Regions from separate parts of the Mus musculus genome. Here region 1 is linked to region 2. Evidence: chromatin contacts called from ENCODE Hi-C or POLR2A ChIA-PET data. All regions are on one chromosome and are shown on one strand. The core of a region is the stretch at or near the end of the contact, and the rest is flanking DNA. Distances in the headings are between cores, read along the strand shown. Region 1 overlaps Pcsk6 (proprotein convertase subtilisin/kexin type 6). Region 2 holds the start of Pcsk6 (proprotein convertase subtilisin/kexin type 6).

Region 1 (6,028 bases), core at 337-2,836, 40 kb before region 2:
GTCTGACCTCAGATGGAGGTTCTGGTTACAGAGGCCTGGGTGGTGATGGGGCTTCTTGGTTCTGGAGAAGAGAGCAGCTCAGCCTTTCCCAGGAGGCTGCTAGCTGGTTGCCCTCTTCCTCCCCTCTCCCCAGGGCTCAACTCAGGGCCACCGGCTCCTCTAGAGCCTCCTTTCCCTCCACCTGGATGGGTCCTGAGTACCCTGCATTCTCGTGGCTGAGGTGTTGGAAGGCTGAGCCCTACTCTCAGCATCTCTGTCCTCAGGCTTGGCACAGAACAGATGTCAGCAGACGACTCTCACACAACCAGAGCCACCATCATCGCTTTGCCCCCACTTCCCACTCCCTGAGAGCCTACCTATCCTCTGAGGAGCTCCGAGGCATGGTGGGAGGTACCACCCAACCTTCTCAAAGCAGCTCCTTAAATGGTCCACATCTTCATCCCCTGGGGCAGGCCTTTGACGGGGACTAGCCCCCACGGTGCTATGCTGGCCCCTTCATCTCTTCAACATCACCACACTGCCATTCTGCCCAGCTCCTCACTGACACAGAGCCACCTCTCTTGTCACACATATCGGCTTCTGTCCTTAAGAGACTTTGTCATGTGTAAGGACCCTTATCTCTTGTTGCTCCATAGTCCTATGTGAGCTCACGCCGGTCCTCTGCAGTGACTCCACTGACTCCTGCTATTGTTTACCTTATCCTAAAGTCACTAACTGCCTCCGGGAAGCCTTCCCAGATCTCCCAGACTCAGTTCTCATTGCACCTATATACATATAGACCAGGGAAAGTGTGAGTCCAGAGGGAGGACTGACAGCTCCTTCCCTTCTGGGCACAACTGTCTTCCTTTTACTCTCTCCCAGCCAGTCCCCATCCCAGGACAGCCGAGAAGCTGGAAACCACTATGCTGTGGAGCTGAGGGACCAACTGGCAGCTGGTGGCCTGGGCAGACGTAGCCTCTGTGCTATCTAAAAGGCACAGCTTCTCCTCCACCCAGGTGGCTGGAGGTTATTCATGGGGAGCACACAGCACAGATGGGAGCACCACAGGGGGAGGATCCGAAGGAGAGCATGCGAACAGTATCTGAGCAGACTCCAAGCAGTGTCTGAGCAGAGTCTTGAGTTTTTATTTTAAGCACAAGCATTTACTCTCATGTTTACTGAGCCCCGTGGGCTGCCAGCTGGAGCTCACCCTGTATTCTTCAAGACAGCGCTACGTGAAGGAATGAAGGAGGAGCGACAGTCTCATCCATCCGTGTCTGATGTGCAGCAGAGCCACTGCAGAGCACCAGCAGCCACCCCAGATGACACTGAGTCTTACAAAGGTCCACCAGCTCTGGGGCCAGAGAGCTGGCTCTGCTCTCGCTCTCAGGGAGTTGCCTAAGTGCATATTTTGGACAGTCTAGGAAAACATCACCCCACCTCCCCAGGCTCGAGCAGCTAAATCTCGCCTGCCTCAAGGGAACAGCTGATAAGCAGCCCTGGGAACGTCCCCCTTCAAGGTCTCCACATGAATGGGGAGTAGATTTGCAGCTTCTGACTGCAGAAACCTCCCTTTATCACTCCCGGAGCCTGCCCTTGGCTGGACACAGATGTCTCCAGCCCTCTTCCTACAGCTGCAGCTTGCTGGCTTCTGGGGCTGCTGGGCTTTCTTGGGGCTGACATCTTCCAAAGGCCTTGGCTTTCTGGAAGAGTCCATGTCTCAGTCATGGTCTCCTGGGTCCAGTTATATAACGCTATTGATCCCAGTTGGCCTGCTTAAGAAAAACACAACTAATTAGAGCCCATAAAAGCCTACACACCAAATTAATTCTGAATTGCTCCGGTGACTTCCTCCTAAAAATGTTATAAATAGAGATGGCCACCGGGCCTATATTTAGCCTGTGCTGGGCTACCTGGTATTTATAATTAAGGAAGTCCAGAGGGACAGAATGGACATTTTGTTGTTTTTTTTTTAAAGCACTTTTTTTACAAACTGCTTCCCATTTCAGTCACATATACACACAGCCACATTCTGTTATTGCAATAATTACAGTCCCACCCGAGTTAAGATGCTGCACGATTTCTCAGTTCTTTCAAATTATGTTCTTCAACACATACACACCCCAAACAGTACAATTAAGCTGGTCAACTTCCTGCAAATCCCTTTAAAAAAAATAACATTAATTTTGATTTTGTAGACTTCATTTTCTTTCCCTTGAGCTGCTGAAGCAAACAGCCTGGTTTCTGATGAGGAAGCCTGACGTACCCACTTGGCCTGGGCTCATACTGCTCATGGCTGCAAACATTCTTTATTTTTGAAGATCTCCTCTCTAAAGATCTTACTAGTTAAAGGGTTCTTAGTGGTTGTGTGAAGTTCATTATTGTTCTTCATTCCTGATCCTAATGCCCCCTGTGTATTCACTTGTTTTGCTTTTATTTGATTTTTTTTTAAAGAAAAACATGCAGCCCTTCCTCTCCTGAGGTCCTCTAACCTAAGTGTCATAAGGACAGGAGCACAGCTTGTGTGGAGAGGGGACAAGAGGAAGGCCTGGGGTAGACCAGGGCAAGGCATGGCAGCTGGAGCTCAGCAATGAGGAAGGCATCCCCGCTGGTAATGGAAAGCCTAGGAAATCCGTAGGCAGAGGCCCCACTCTGGACGTCTACATGTGAGCAGGTCCCCAGGGTGGGGTGGAAACCAGTGAATTCGTCAGATGGGTAAACGGCAGGGGCGCTGACGAGTGTATCAGGACATCAGGAGCAACGGAAGCCAGATCTCCCAGCACTACAGAAGGTCAATCATGCAAGGCAGAACTCTTGAGAACTCTTTCGTTTAGGACTGGAATTAGCCGTCCTTGTAAACTGTTTTCAATGCAGATAGAGAAGTAAGCGCACGTGGGTGGCGTGGTTTGGAAAAGTGTCATCCATAGAAAGGCCCATGTGCTAAAAGCTCGGTCACCAGCTTTGGGGAGATGAAAGAACCATTAAAAGAGGTGGAGCCTAGTGGGGAGAAGTCACTGAAGACAGCCACTGACGGAAGAGTAGGTAGGTCCCAGTGCCTTTCCTCTCGTGCTTCTTGGCTGCCATGAGGCAGGTAGTTTTGCCCCATTATACACTCTCATCAGGACCTACTGCTTGGCCACAGCAGCGGGGCTCCGGGCTGAAACCCCACACATGGTGAGACAAATTAAGGCTTGCCTACTTTTGTCACAGGGTCAGAGCACCATACATGAGGTGTATGTAGACACAGATGCACAGTCCCAACCTGTCCCCCTAGCCTGAGAGCAACAATACTCCAAAGCTACAAAGCCACGAAGAATACAGTGATCTCGCATACAATTTCCCTACTGAAAAGAACAGGGCTCCCGTGGGCCATGGCTGGTTCTGGGACAGGAACAGCAGGAGAACGTGTGGTATCATAGATAGGCAGGAAGCAAGCAAAGGCCCACAGAACTCCAGAGACATTTGAGAAGAATACAGAGGCCAGCTTGAAGGGCACCCACTGACCAAGCTGGGCACAAGATGTTCTAATGAGCTCTGACTAAAACAAGAAACCATGACATGAAAACAAGAAAACAGACACGAGTAAATTGATAATAAACCTGAGCTTCCTGTGGAATATCTGCTATGTGTCCTACAGTTTCAAACTATTACACAAAATACAATTATGAAGGCAAAACCCAGACATTTTGACAGTGTAAATTCTGATGAAAATCGCCTGAGTCAAGTGACCTATATAAGCATCACGAGAGACACAATGGATGAAATGTGAGCCAGGGGCTGTGGGTGCCTCGGGATGGCTTGCCTCCTCCACATTGCACTTTATTCCTAATGTAAGACTTTAAGATGGTGTAAACCCAACCCGATGCTTAGAGATGACATCTTCCGGGGGTGACTGCAGTTAGGTAAGCTCATGTGGGGACACCCCATGACTTGTATCTTGATAGCTTTATAAGAAGAGAGAGAGAGACACCTAATATAGGAACAGATTCTTCCTGTGTCCTGCCATGCCATGGCAGCCTGAGCCAGCTTGGGACCCTGCTGGCAGGGAAACAATCACTGGTACGGGCCCTTGACTTTGGACCCCGAGAACCATGAGCCAAAGTAAACATCTTTTTCTTTATCCATACTCACTCTGTACTATTGCTATTAGCAACAGGAACAAGGCTAAGATGTGGTCAGATACCATGGCAACAACTAATGTCCCTTCTGTAATACTTCCATCAAGACCTGACCAACCCAACTGGAAGGATGTTTCCCAAAACACCTGGCCTAATATGTAAAAAGGATTTAGGTCAGGTCATGAAAGAAAAAAAAAAAAAAACCACTAACAATGCTCTAGAGTGGAAGAGATTGAACAGCGATGTCACGGTCTCTCTGAAGGTCACCCTGCTGGAACCTAAGGCAAAGGAGAAATAAGCAATACTGAGCTGAACTGCAAATTTTAATATTTTGTCCATGGGTTTTTACGCATCAATTGTTATTTGTCTTCACAATAGTCTTTTGGTACCCTCTCATACCATGCCCTTCAGCCACATGCCAATCTCATCCTGCCCTACGGCCTGCCCTGCTAAGGAGACCTGCTCACCAAATGTCACCTTGACTTTGAACAGAATCCTTCTCTATACTTTGTCACTATAACAAAATACCCCAGGCAGTTAATTTGTGACGAGAAAACGTTTGGTCTACCTGACAGTTCTGGGGGTCGTCATCTACAATGACGTGGTCCTGGTTGCCTGTGAGGAGGTGGAGCAGCATGGGGGACACCATGACAGAGCAAAACCACTCATCTACGGCCAGAAAGAAAAAACACAGAGGAAGGGATTGGCTTTCCGTGGGCCCCTTTGAGGGTATGCACCCACGTCCAGACCCACCTCTCAAAGGACCTGCCTCTTCCCAGTCACATCAAACTGTGGAGAACTTTCGAACCCAAGCTTGGTCCTCAGTGAGAACCACTGTTGGGCGCCCGAGGACAGTGAGGCTCACACGTGGGGACAGCCCTGCAGGCATCTGCTGCAGTTCTACAGAAACTGCCCTGTGCACCAGAGTGTTGGGGTTGAAGAGACCAAGCCAGGAACAGTCTCCCCAAGAGCACGCATTACAGGATTCTAACTCTCCTGAGAGCTTGTGATTGGTTTCAATTTTGTTTTTACATTTTTTTTTCATTGCAGTAAAACAAAGCATCTAACCTCCCAGTTCCCTTTCCCAGTGAACACTGAGGCAGTTTGAATGAAAATGGCGCCCACAGACTCACAGGAAGTAGCACTATTAGGAGGTGTGGCCTTGTTGGAGGAAGTGTGTCACTAGGGATGGGCTTTGAGGTTTCAGAAGCTCAAGCCAGGTTCATTGTCTCTCTCTTCCTGCTGCCTGCTGATCAGGATGTCGAACTCTCAGCTCCTGCTCCAGGATCATGTCTGCCAGTGTGCTGCCATGCTTCCTACCATGACAATAATGGAAAACCTCGGAACTGTAAGCTAGTCCGTTTCCTTTTTGGGTTGCCATGGTCATGGTGTCTCTTCACATAAAACCCTGACTAAGACAAACAATGAAAATATGGTCTAGCCAGGCATATTAGTATTGAATAGCCTTTGCTCTTAGCTCTCTGTTGTAAATGGCAGATGGGTTATTTGAATTTCATTACTATTCCCTCCTCTAACCAAAGCAGAGCCTGAGAGGCCCTGGAGTGTTGTTGAAGAAAGAGAAGGAAAAGGAGACTTACTCCAAGGTGATCTTGAGGTAGGGAGGCTGCAGGAGGCATGGAGACTCTTCCCAGAATGTCCCCAGGTCTGAGCACCTCACTCTCAGTTAGAACTCATGACCTTTTCATAGATTATCTACCCTGCAGCTGACTCATTACTCAGGATGCGGCCACAGCATGTATCCTGTTGCCTGCTAACTACCAGGGTCTAACCTCATCTCGTCTCTGTAGTTAGGAGAGGTGGCCCCAAACCCAAAGGGCCCATGCAGGGACCCTATGATTGGAGGCAGGGTTCTCGAACTCTCCCCGAAGAGGCCAATATTCAGATTGTACATGAGTTTTATACCAAGTTGT
Region 2 (6,299 bases), core at 2,960-5,459:
ATCTACTGCTTTCCTAATACTCTCGAAGGACTGCCCTTCGTACAGAATCTTTCTTTTGCACCAGTGTGTTATTTATGAGCCCTAGTATTTACTCAAATTTTTAACTAAATATAAAAAACAGTAACACTAAGAGAAACCTCAGACCACCAGAATGAGAAGCAAAGCCTACAGGCAGGCATATCTTAAGAGCCGGATGGCTGGAGCGGAGGCTAGCGGCTGCTTCTTTGGATTTCTAGACTAAGAACTTTAAAATAGTTACTACTGTCCCATTTTTAAATCCCAAATTCAAATCTATTTTGTTTTAAGACATCCCCTCCTTTCCTGGCACCATAAGAGTAGGCCATTATACTTTTCTAAGAGTCTTATATGCGCTCAGATCTTTAATCCTGTCTAGAATTTAACATATGTATAGTGTGGGCTAAGAGTCTAATTGTTTCTCCATGTGGACAGTCAGTTCTTCCAGAACCACTTATTAACTAAATGGCCCATCTTTCCTCATCCATCTGCAGCTCCTCGATTGGCACGCACAGGCTCCCACGCACCCTTGGCTTGGAGTCCACTCCACGGATGGGTGGAACCATCCCTGAACCAGTGCCAGCCTGCTGTGATCCCAACACCCCTCTGGCTCTTCTTTCCCAGACTTCTCTGCGGGATTCTTGGACCTCACTATACCCTACGAACTCTATAGCTCATTTGTGGAGTCCACATATAGTTCAATCCCATGGGGATTTATGAGATTACAGTGGATTAATGGATTCACTGGCGGGGAGGGGGGGCAAATAGTTTTACAGGGGCTCTGGTCCAGTGGTACAGCATCAGCACCATCCGTTCCTTGGCTCCCCCAAATGAAAACATTTTTCCACTTTTCCATCCATTCTCCCCTTTAAATGACTCATCCCTAAGTACCTTACAGCTTTGATGCTGACATGGACTACAGTCACCCTTGTCTTCTATCTGCTGAGCACACACAGGTGGTAAGTTCTCCAGCAGCCCGCTCAACTCTCTTCTCATGAATTCTCACGACTAATCTCTGGGTTCCCTTCCTCTATCCCTATAGTTGTGGTTACTGCCAACGGCAGTATTTTACCCTTCCAAATTTTTACTTTTTAAAACCATTGGTTCATTTATTTACTTTGTGTGTGTTCAGATGTGCGCACACAAGTGTATGCCACAGCATACACGTGGAAATCAGAGGACAACTTTGGGAACTGGTCCTCTCCTTCCATCACGTGGGTCCCACGGATCAAGTTCAGGTCCTGAGACTTGAGAGTAACTTCCTTTACTCGCTGAGCCATCTCACTGGCCCATGACTTTTATTTCTCGCTAAAAAGCAAACTTGTTGCTTTATCTGGAATGATGCCTGGGAGAGGGAAATGGCGCCTAGCCTGTCTTTATTAGATGCATATTGTCTAATGGAAAAGGACAGAGCCTGCATCAAACTGAAAGAGACCCAGAATTTGAAAAAGGTCAATAATGGCTGCCCTGAGTTACCTGTGGATCATGTTAAATAAATAAATCAAGTCAGGTTATCAGTTGTATAAAAATAAAACAGTCAAGCAAGAATGTCACAGCACAGCCAGAAAGACGGACAAGAAAACCAAGCCTGTGACTCAGGCAGGTACAGAACAGAGCTCTAATTGCCCATTAAGGGTTTAGAAGAAACAGTCACACAAAGGCGGTCTCGGAGCAAGAGACAAAGCAGTTATCATAATGGCAGGGGTGACACACAGTTACCGTGTGAACACAAACAGCTCCCTCCCTTAACTCCCCCCACCCACCCCATTTACTCATCTATAAAGCAAAACTAAAAACGTCTACATCTTATTTATGAGTCACAAATTCTCCTGCTTGAAAATGGCAATAAGGTTTTTAAAGAGTTCTTGCCGAGTAGGTAGAGGCTGGAGAGCTCCAGGCCTTTTCCACATTAGCCGCACTTAAAGGCAGGGAAGGAAAAGCTGATTTGGGAATAAAGTGTGCTTGGAGACAGCTCTACCCCCAAACCAGTCATCTTGCAGCTCGGAAACGTCCCCCTCGCATACCTCCCAGCACAAGGCCTACCAAGCTGAGTGACAGGCTGTGTGGAGTCTGGCTGCACTGTTCAGAGAGACCTTTGGGGCCACCCAAGAACGTCACAACAAGCCTAAAAAACCTTGCCCACAGGCAAAATCGGGAGCACAGACCTTGCTGGTGAACAGCTCAGTGAACTAGAGTAGATTCAAAGGCTAGCACATCCAGGAGGTGAGCAAGGTTATTCCAAGAATGTCAAAGGGAGAGCTAACTACGCCTCTCTGCCCCTTGCACGGTGGAGCAGAGTTCTTCACCTCCTCTCTCCTCGCTTAATTACAGGGACCCAAATCCCAGGCACTTTGTAATTTACCACCCAGTTTAAGAATCACTTTTAGTTGAGACAAATTGCTGGGCCGCCTGGACAGAGCCAGGAAGAGTAGCAGGAGCTGGGAGTGCTAATCAAACAGGAGAGCTTTCTTCTGCCCAGACAATCAGCCCTGCAGCTTTGACAGCTACAGAGAGCAACGAAGCCAGGGCCACCAAAAGGCAAAATCTTAGCTCTTTGGATGTTTGAAGACACAAAAGCGGATTCTTTCCTTTTGGAGAAACTCTGACCTGGAACTTCACAGAGCAGAATTTCCCCTTCCAGGAGGCCTTCCGATTCACGTCAAGTGCAGAAGCACACGTTTACTGGCTTCTGTCACAGATAATGATGAAACTAAATCTGTCTGCTATTTAACACTGTCTGCTACTGCAGTTTGAGTTACAAGGCCACCCTCCCTTCATTTCACTTGATTCTCCAGAGTGTGTAGTTTATGGATCTGTTAAGGTGCTGAGAGCTCTCCTGGTGGGACTGCACATTTTGAACCTGCTGAGGTCCCTCCACGGACCATAAACCGGAATCAACCTGCCCCCATTGCCCCTCTGCGGGGCTGCAATATGGAAAGGCACCCTGCATTGGCAGTCCTTGGGAGCTGCGCGGACCTAGTGCCCTATCTCGGCTTCTCTTGGTATAAATGACAGCCAGCTTATACCACCAGGGGTGAGAGAATGGGCATCCCATGAGTAGTGCCTTGCTTCTGAACACTCCCGGCTCATCTCAACAACCTCAGGCAGTACAAAGTCGCCACCCTTACGGATGAGCAAGTCAAGAAATGACATGTCCAAGGTCATGCAGCTAGTGGGCAGACAGCTGCCTTTCCAGCTGCATCCAGAGCCCAAAGCAAAGCAATCCATGTCTTTGCCTAGAGAGGTTTCAAGTGCAGAGTTCAGCCTACAACCAACCTGCAGCTTCTGGGTCCTGCTTGCACCCTGACCCAAACCTGACTTCTGGACACAGGCACCAGCGCACCACACAGAGGGAAAGCCAGTCCCTGAGTTGCCCGGGTCATGCTCACATCGCCCAACCAGCGCCTGACTGCCTTGGCGCACGAACGGGAGCCCAGAGCTCCGGGCGACCCGTCGAGGGCAGAGTGGCCCGAGACGGAGCTAAGGCTCGAAGGCCACAGGGAAATAGGTACACGATGATGATGGCGCGGGTGGGCAGAGCGCAGCGACCCCTTAGGCGCCCACTCGAACGCGGCTGGGCAGGTGTAGGCGCCCGACCTGGGCTTCCGAGGCCACACACTTCCGAGTGCGAATGCTCGGCGACATCGCCTGGGGACCCACGGCCTCGGGCCCTCCCGCGTGACCGTCCACGCAGCCTACCACGTCCTTCCCGCCGAGTGTCCCACGGCTCTCCCAGAGAGTCCCCGCAAGAAGCCCCCGCCGTCCCCAGCGATACGGGTCGCCTTCCCACGCGGCGCCGCTGGCCGCGGGCTTGGCAAGGCGCCCCCTCGCGCGTGGCCGCCGGCGGCCGGGAAAGTTTGGGGCGCGCGGGGCCGGCCGTACTCACCTGGCCCAAGTTGAGGTAGCCGTGCGCCGCAGCCACGCGGTCCGCCGCGCCGGGGCCGCCCAGCACTTGCACTGCCCAGTGGTTGGTGTAGACGGGGCGCGGCGGCGGCAGCGCGGAGCAGGCGGCGGGCAGCGCGAGCAGAAGCAGCCAACGCCAGGGGCGCAGCGCGAGCGGCGGGAGTCCGTGCCGGCCGGCGGCCCCTGCGCCCCGCGCGACATCGGCGGCCCGGGGCGGCGGCCGGGGCCCGGGCGCTGGCGGCGCGCGCGGAGGCATGGCAGCGGCAGGCTCGCGCGGCGCCCGAGCGGCGAGTGCGCCGGGGGGTGGGGAGCCGCCTTTTAAAGCCGCTCCGCGCCGGGGAAGCGCCGCCGCCGCGGGCGGGAGCCGGGGAGGAGGAGGCCGCCGCGGCGCGTTCCCGCCCGCGCGGCCCGGTGGCGCCCCTGGGCCCGCGCTCGTGCGGCAGTCTCCCGGCCCGCCAGCAGCCGGGGGCCGGCGCAGGGGAGGCTCGAGACTTCGGGTCTCTCGGAACACGGCGCTGCCCGGAGTGGCAGCCTGGGCTCCGCGCGTTCTGCTAGAAGCCGGGAGGGCTCTGGGCATCCCACGTGAGTTCCCCATATCCCGGAGGAGTTGACTTAGAGCGGCACCTTCCTACCGGTTGCGCCCCTGGAGGCTGAACTCACCTGCTGGGGTCCCCAAGGCTAGGCAGCCTTGCTCAACTTAGCTGTGGCAGTGAACATGCAAATGTGCAGGATCTTCAGGGGAAAACGATGCCAGGAAAACACTGGGGTGTCCCAGGATCTGGCCCAACCTCAAGACCACATTGCATGGGCAAAGGGCATGTGGCAAACTTAGCTGGAGTCTATGAGAGTATTGAGGACACAGCGTCCATACAGGGCTGAGGCTTTGCTAGGAAGGTTGTACAGGTGAACTCCTTAGCTGACCACTTAGCATCTGTATGATGTTGGGCCCCTTTCTGTTCTTGCTGGGCTTGTAAGATGCGGATAACAATAGCATCTATCCATCCATCGGGCTGTTTTGAGGATGTCAGCTCTTCCTTTGCAATCAGCTGACAGTAATGTTTGTTTTGATGAGCCCAGGGCCTGCCACGTGCTTGGTATTCAGTAGATGGTGTACACTCTTAAAAGTACCCACTGAGCTAGGACCAGTCAGTGTGAATGTAAGTTGACTCATCCTCACCCCTCCCTCCAGGAACAGCCTGGAGAAACCGGGGACTCGTTCATACTGTGAAGATGCAATGAGAGGCTGGGATGGCTGCAAGCCTCGGACGGCCCATTGGTCCCAACTGGCCTCATACAGAAAGCAAACCTTCAGCCTGATTAATACAAGAGGGGGACCAGGAAACCGAAGACAGCAAAACAAGGCAGAGAAGGCCTTGAGTCACAAAAGAAGCTACCTCACCAACGCTCAGGTTCCAAGAGCACCTGGCTCCCAGACTGGTACTGTATGGAATTCACTTGCCTGAGTCTATAGCCAGGCAGATCAGACAGACAGACATGCTAGGGGATACAGGAGAGAGAGAGAGAGACAGAGAGACAGAGAGACAGAGAGAGAGAGACAGAGAGAGAGACAGAGGGCCAACTGAAGTCTTTTCCAACATCCCTCTCAGGAGTCCTTGGGTTTTTTTTTTTTTTTACCTCAGATGATCCATCCTTTCTATAAGCATGAGTCACCTTAATGAAGGTAGAAGGAGAGGACAGTTGGTGGGGGGCCCAACCAGGACATGCCAAATTCATGCCAACAGAGCTCCTACCACAAATACCTTTTGTGTGCCTCTGTTGTCCCTGGCCAAGGGGAGTCAGCTCTCTGGGCAGTAACTCAAGATCCCCTCTTTGTTGCAGAAGTTGACGCCCTGGGACAAGGCCTGGTTCCCCCTGCCTGACAGAAAGATCTAAGGTCATCATACAAAGTGGCCAGCCCTAGAGAACACTACACTTATGTTGGGCAAAGACAGCATCCAGACCCTTCAGCCTGCCTCTGTTCAGTCAAGCAGAGAAGCTGATGGACAGAGGAGAGTGGAGGCAGGGGATTCAGTCTGTTCTGTTCCTTTCCAGCAGTCCACATGGACAATCTGAGTCCCCTTTCTGGCCTTCGTGGGCCAACCTGTCTTTGACTCATCCCAGATCCTGTGCTATGCTTCAAGAGCATGACCTGCGTGAAGACCCTGCGGTGCACATACTCTAGATGATGTGGAGCACTTCGTATTCCCAAGAGGGTACCCCTGTTACAGCAGTTATCCAGACAGGCCGATATGTGGGTTTTCTGTAATAATTTGGTAGATGAAGGGAATCAGTCTACTGAACTATTTAGAGGAGGCTAAAACACATCTGAATTTTGTATTTGGAGGGGGTCAGGGTATATTTTGTTAACAAGGCTGATCCAC

The links. Hi-C counts contacts between places; a loop is a spot of excess contacts on that map. ChIA-PET counts read pairs that join two places held with the same protein, here RNA polymerase II (POLR2A).
Region 1: a map of heart shows a loop between it and region 2 (2.2-fold over the local background). The contact joins the enhancer-like site here to the promoter of Pcsk6 in region 2. A Hi-C loop is called at or near these places in 4 of 37 maps with a recorded cell type or tissue (heart and left cerebral cortex). POLR2A ChIA-PET finds 5 or more read pairs at or near these places in 3 of 5 experiments (all embryonic stem cell).

The regions. Positions count from the first base shown.
Region 1 is chr7:65,898,074-65,904,101 of GRCm38, reverse strand. The region is part of intron 1 of Pcsk6 (proprotein convertase subtilisin/kexin type 6); the gene reads right to left. Among named protein-coding and RNA genes, the nearest start is that of Gm51486, 30 kb to the left of the region's middle. Within about 2 kb of position 1,586, at least 1 of the 3 ENCODE cell types and tissues checked has a DNase peak (open chromatin) inside an H3K27ac peak, as active enhancers do; it is heart, where a contact is called at or near this core.
Region 2 is chr7:65,860,046-65,866,344 of GRCm38, reverse strand. Pcsk6 (proprotein convertase subtilisin/kexin type 6) reads right to left here and starts at 4,209. Exons shown (of 22, transcript NM_011048.1): 1 at 3,902-4,209. The coding sequence starts at 4,174. Gm20684 (predicted gene 20684) reads left to right here and starts at 4,303. Exons shown (of 3, transcript NR_169041.1): 1 at 4,303-4,500; 2 at 5,108-5,355; 3 at 5,971-6,299.